Regions from separate parts of the Homo sapiens genome. Here region 2 is linked to region 1. The links are chromatin contacts, found by Hi-C or POLR2A ChIA-PET in ENCODE. All regions are on one chromosome and are shown on one strand. The core of a region is the stretch at or near the end of the contact, and the rest is flanking DNA. Distances in the headings are between cores, read along the strand shown.

The links. A loop is a pair of places that touch in the nucleus more often than their neighbours do. ChIA-PET counts read pairs that join two places held with the same protein, here RNA polymerase II (POLR2A). Pooled maps may share reads with other maps.
Region 2: a loop to region 1 is called in a map of endothelial cell of umbilical vein, with 7 times the contacts of the local background. The contact joins the promoter of CDSN here to the promoter of TCF19 in region 1. A Hi-C loop is called at or near these places in 10 of 168 maps with a recorded cell type or tissue (B cell, CD4-positive, alpha-beta memory T cell, CD8-positive, alpha-beta T cell and 6 more), 12 of 37 single-sample maps with no recorded cell type and 21 of 50 pooled maps. POLR2A ChIA-PET finds 5 or more read pairs at or near these places in 7 of 52 experiments (H1, HEK293T, K562 and 3 more).

The regions. Positions count from the first base shown.
Region 1 is chr6:31,157,206-31,159,905 of GRCh38, forward strand. TCF19 (transcription factor 19) reads left to right here and starts at 1,384. Exons shown (of 4, transcript NM_007109.3): 1 at 1,384-1,517; 2 at 1,692-2,502. The coding sequence starts at 2,265. CCHCR1 (coiled-coil alpha-helical rod protein 1) reads right to left here and starts at 597. Exons shown (of 18, transcript NM_001105564.2): 1 at 180-597. The coding sequence starts at 395. RefSeq lists enhancers at 1-338, 339-839 and a silencer at 2,063-2,246.
Region 2 is chr6:31,119,126-31,121,825 of GRCh38, forward strand. It overlaps CDSN (corneodesmosin), which reads right to left and starts at 1,321. Exons shown (of 2, transcript NM_001264.5): 1 at 1,210-1,321. The coding sequence starts at 1,294. All of the region lies in intron 1 of PSORS1C1 (psoriasis susceptibility 1 candidate 1), which reads left to right.

The DNA of each region.
Region 1 (2,700 bases), core at 134-2,633:
CTTAGCTCTTTTCCTACTTCCCCAAAGTAGGAGATACCCCAAATTCACTTGCTTGTCTCAACCTGGTTCCTCATGGAACCCAAGCAACTATCAAGTGGAGAGAATTTACTGAAAGAGACAGACTGAGAGGGGCTCTGAGGCTTTACTCATACTTTCAGGATTCTGGGCAGTGCCTCTACCCTCCTCCTTAAGTTTCTATGGTCCCTGCTGCTCCTGGCCAGAGGTGAGAAAGGAGGTACACAGTGCAGGGGTCTTGAGCGCCATCTCCAGAGTTCTCTCCATGGCTCAGCAAGGCCTGAGGGAAGCCCATCCAGACACCAGCAGGCCATGACTCTTGGGTCCTTCCCTGTTAAAGTGCTGGCCCAAGGCCTGGCCCCAGCTGAATGTGGCCACATGCAGGGCTAGACCCTCCCCAAGACCTTGGGAATCCAGGCCGCCTAGATCCCCAGGCAGAAAAGCCAGCGTCCTGACATCTTATTCAAATCTTTCCTGCGGCTGTTCTCTCAGCTTCTCTCTACTATCCCCTTAGCTTCCATGCCTGCTGCCCGCCTCCTCTTTCTCGAGTCCTAACACATAGTGGGCACTTTAAGATCTTCCTCCCACCCTCCCACCCTCATTAATCTATTTTTTACCCGAATCTGGGATCCCTACTCCCGTCCCTTTTTACAACCTAATCTACCTTTTTCTGAAGGAATTATTCTGGTCCTGACCCTCACCCCCATCTCTCAATAGCCTGCCCTCGCCCCCTGTACGCTAGCCGGCTCTACTCTCCCACCACTGCTCCCCTAGATACCCGAGGCTTCACCCAGTTAGCCCGTGAGCTCTAAGGCTGTTCTGATCTCTTCATCTGTCCCTTCACCTGGCCCCTGTACCCCCTTCCCCTTTGGACCCCTTGAACCCTCCCAGGACCCCCGCTCAGCCCCTTCCCGCCCCCAACCGACTCTTCCCGAACGTCCCTTACCAACCGCGAGAGCCCCCTACTGCGCTTTGGCCACACCCCCTACGCCTCGCTCCCGGCCCCGCCTCTGCCCCTGACCGCGCCTGCGCAAGGCGGGCGCCCTAAAGTCCTATTTCACTCTGTTGGGAGGAGGGGGAAAGGTGTACGCAGGCGCAGTGGCGTCTAAATTTGGGCCCACTAAATGCGTCGGAGCATCTCCGCGCCCAGGCGGCTCCTCCTCACTGCGGCAACCCGGGAAAACTTGTGAACTAATCAGAAAAAGTGGAAGGCGGGAGATCTTGGGGCGCTGTCCAATGGCGCGGAAGAGAACACATGAGCTGGCCAATCGGGAACGGCACGGGGGCGGGCTCGCTCGGCGCGAAGTTCGGGCCCGGGAATTCCGAAGGAGGGGTAGGCGCTGCCCGCGCGCAGAGGCCGCGCCCCTCCTGGCCCCGGCTTCTTGGCTGTCAAACAGATGCAGCAACGTCGGCTCCTGCCGAGGAGCCCAAGGGGTCCCGGGATCCGCCGCACAGGCTGGCACTGCTTGAAGAGGAGGCTACTCGGAGACTGCGCCGCGCGGGTAGATCCGAAACGGGGCTGGGGCGGAGTGGGAAAAGGCCGGGTATGCCTTGCATGATCGCGGGGAGCTCCTTCCTGTTTTTATCCCACCTAGAGAAGCCGGGAAGTAGGGGTTTAGGTCCAATTTGTTGGAGTACTTAAGGACTCGTTTGCACTTTCTTTTGGGGGATGACAGTGGATTCATTGCCCTCGGAGGTTCAACCAGTTATGAGTGAGGGATTGGCCAGAAGATCGGGGCGCAGGCAAGCAGGAGTGCTCTATTAGGATAAGCAAGTTTGACAGGAAGAAGCTACTCTTCTCCGAATTACACAGAGGTGATGTGTTCGTATTGCACGTAGACGTGTGTATAACAGGACCTCCTTCCCCGCGCCCCGCCACCCCGACACACACAGGAGCTGCCTAAAGTATCCTTGCCTTGCAGATTGGAGGCTCCCCAAATATTTTGCGATCTGAGGATCCAGCTCAAGTGAGGTGCCATAGGACGTGTTCCTGAGTTTGCATTGCACGGAGACCTTCCTGGAATTTTTCATTTGCAAGTCGGCTTAACCAATTTTGCATTGAGTCCTAGGCTGCTTGCACTCTGAATTTGGGCTATTCAGGTAGTGTGCTCAAAGTTGAAACCGCATACAGCACAACTCAAGTTTGCATCAGACTGGGAAGCGAACTTAAGCCAGCGGTGCGTGGCCCAGGAGTGGGAAAGGAAATGGATGCCTGAAGTGGAAGAGGTGGTGCAGAGGGGGCACCGCCCATGCTGCCCTGCTTCCAACTGCTGCGCATAGGGGGCGGCAGGGGCGGTGATCTCTACACCTTCCACCCCCCCGCCGGGGCTGGCTGCACCTATCGCTTGGGCCACAGGGCCGACCTGTGTGATGTGGCCCTGCGGCCCCAGCAGGAGCCTGGCCTCATCTCTGGGATCCACGCCGAACTGCATGCCGAGCCCCGGGGTGATGACTGGAGGGTCAGCCTGGAAGACCACAGCAGCCAAGGTGAGCATTAAGCAGGGCAGCTTTGCCCCTGGGTGGTTGAAGCGCCAGGCTGGAATGAGTAAGGTCTCCACAAGACCCTGCTGCCTGCCTCCCATACTCCCATCAGATTGGATGGATGGTCGTGGTCCAGACCTTCATCTTCCCACCAGAAGTGTGCACAGTCAGAAGCTCTCTGCCAGACTGACCCTTTTTGGTCCC
Region 2 (2,700 bases), core at 71-2,570, 38 kb before region 1:
AAGCTATCATGTGCGGCCAGATGTTTTAGAAAGTGTAAAGCATTATATATTATGAATTATTACTGCCACTCATCCTGATCCCTCCACCAACAACCAGACTGCCATCCTCTGTGATGTCCCTGTTCTCTCCTCAGAAAGAAATTCTCTGCATGCACCTCCACGCCGAACCCCAGCTGTGCCAATTCCCTTCAGTCCTCTGCACGAATCCACCATGCATTGCCTCTCTCTTTCGCTATTCCCTCAGACACCAACCACCCACTAGACCATGGGAAGGTCGCAGAAATTCCTCAAGGGCTATAAGTACCCGGTGGTCAACAACACAGGTCCAGGGGTTGCCCGGCCTGGGGTTGAAATCTTGGCTTTGCTGCCTTCTAATGCATGATCTTGAGCTACTTTCCTAACTTCTCTGAGCCTCAGTGTCCTCATCTGTAGAGTGGAAATAGCAAATCTCCTTTCATACCGTTCTTGTAATGATCAAAAGTGCTAATATAGGCCGGGTGTGGTGGCTCATGCCTGTAATCCCAGCACCTTGGGAGGCTGAGGCGAGCGGATCACTTGAGTCAGGAGTTCAAGACCAGCTTGACCAAAATGGTGAAACCCTGTTTCTACTAAAAATACAAAAAAAAGAAAATTAGCCAGGTGTGGTGATGGGCACCTGTAGTCCCAGCTACTCTAGAGGCTGAGGCATGAGAGTCGCTTGAACCTGAGAGGTGGAAGTTGCAGTGAGCCGAGATTACGCCACTGCACTCCAGCCTTGGAGACAGAGTGGGACTCCATCTCACAAAAAAAAATAAAAATAAAAGTTCTAATATATAATCCAAATGTGCTTAAAACAGAGTCTAGCATATAAAAAGGCTCTAAAAATGATATTATTACTATTAAATGTCCAATCATTATCTTGTAGTGCTCCCATAATAAAAATCACCACCACCATTTATATAAACCTCTAGAATTTCCAAAGTACATATCACATACATTATTTAATTTGAGACACACAGACTAGAGTTAGGTGTCATTAACCCCACTTCAGAGTTTCAGAAACTGGGGCTCAGGAAGTTTAAGAAACTTACCTGAGGCGACCATACAGTGAGGAGCAACCCCCAGACTCAAAAGGCAGATTCCAGAGCCCCTGCCTGTCCCCTTCGCTGGGTCCTCTCCCGGAGTCTCCCTCCCGCCTCCCTCCTGTTCCCAGGGCCCCCAGCCTCCTACCTGGCAGGAGGAGACCAGCCAGCAGCAGTGCCATCATCCCGTGCCCACCCACACGCCCCATCCAGGGTGCCCGAGACGAGCCCATCTCGGACTGCACGGCCTCCTGACTGATGGCAGCTCAAGGACACCCGGGTCCTTTATGCCAGAGCTGGACATTCCCTGGGCAGGAGTCACTGTGGGGAGAGGAGGAGAGGTGGAGGGGGTGGGTGCCCCAGGGGAAGTTGGTGTGGCCGGGAGGAGCGTGGTAATCAGCCCGGTGCATCTGCCTACTCAGCAGCAGCAGTGGCTGCAGTGTGGGGTACCCATGGCCACGGGGCTCTAACGATCCTGCCACCTGACAGGCCTGGCCCCGGCTCCTCATTGCCTAACCCGGAACCAGGCGCTCTGCCCCACGGCCACCCACTCTGGGGCGGCCACTCTTGCCACGGGACCCAGCTGCCTGGCTCCTTAACTCTCCTGCCTACCGTAGCTTGGCCTGTCTCTCCATCTGCCCTCCACTCGCAGTCGTGGGTGTTTCAGCTTTTTCTTCCACACTTGGGTGCCCGCTCCAGCCCCACCCACCCAACCCCAATGAGGTCCCATTCACAGCCCCTGATCTGCTCCTTCCTTAGGACCCCATCACTCCACCTCCACTTTCCTCCTTCAAATATGAGTTCTGCCCCCATCCCCCAGGCTCCCCCTCCCACCACTCCCCAAGTACCAGGCCAGCCACATACCTATTACGTGTTCCATCACCTGGGGAACTTTCTCCTTCTCAGAAATGGGGCACCACATTCCCAAAACCAACTCCCTGACCTGTCGCTTCTGGGGGCCTCTGGGGACGGCATGGTGGCGGGGGTGGGGGGGTGCTGGGAGCCAGGGCTCAGCCAGGGGAGGGGCCTGGGCTGATGACCTCTGTCAAAGCTGGGCCTTGGTTACTCACAGGGCACTCACAGCCCCTCCCCATGGCTGGTAACCCAGACCTCAAGGGTGAGCAAGAGGCTAAGAAGGCTAATTGGGAAGGTGGTGGCCCCATAGCCCATCTGCTGGCCCTGGGCTGGATGAGCGAGCAGGAAGCAGCAGCCAGCTCTGGGCAGGTCGAGGAGGGCCAGGCAGGCTCCCGGGTCCTCAAAGGATGAAAGGAGGCCAGGAGAACCGGAGCCCTGCCATCTGCTGAGAGGGTGGTGGCTTCTCCTCCATTGCGTTGGCCTCCCTCCTGCTCTGGCCCCTGCCCCGCCCCAGCCAATTAATTGCTCACTAGTATTGCGGGAGTATCAGTATCGGAGGGAGGTGCCTGGGAGTCCAGCAAGCTGCCCTCTCCTCCCCCAGGCCTCAGACACCCCTGCTCCCCTCACCCAAACTCACTTCCCAAACCTCATCTCCTCACAAAGGCAGCTCTGTCCCTGGGCCCCTTGGCCTGGTCTCTCCCATTCCCTCTACCTCCTGACCGCCCTTTAAGTTCAGACCAGCAGGAGGATGGAAATGTTTCCTGTCTGTGCTGTCCGATACGGT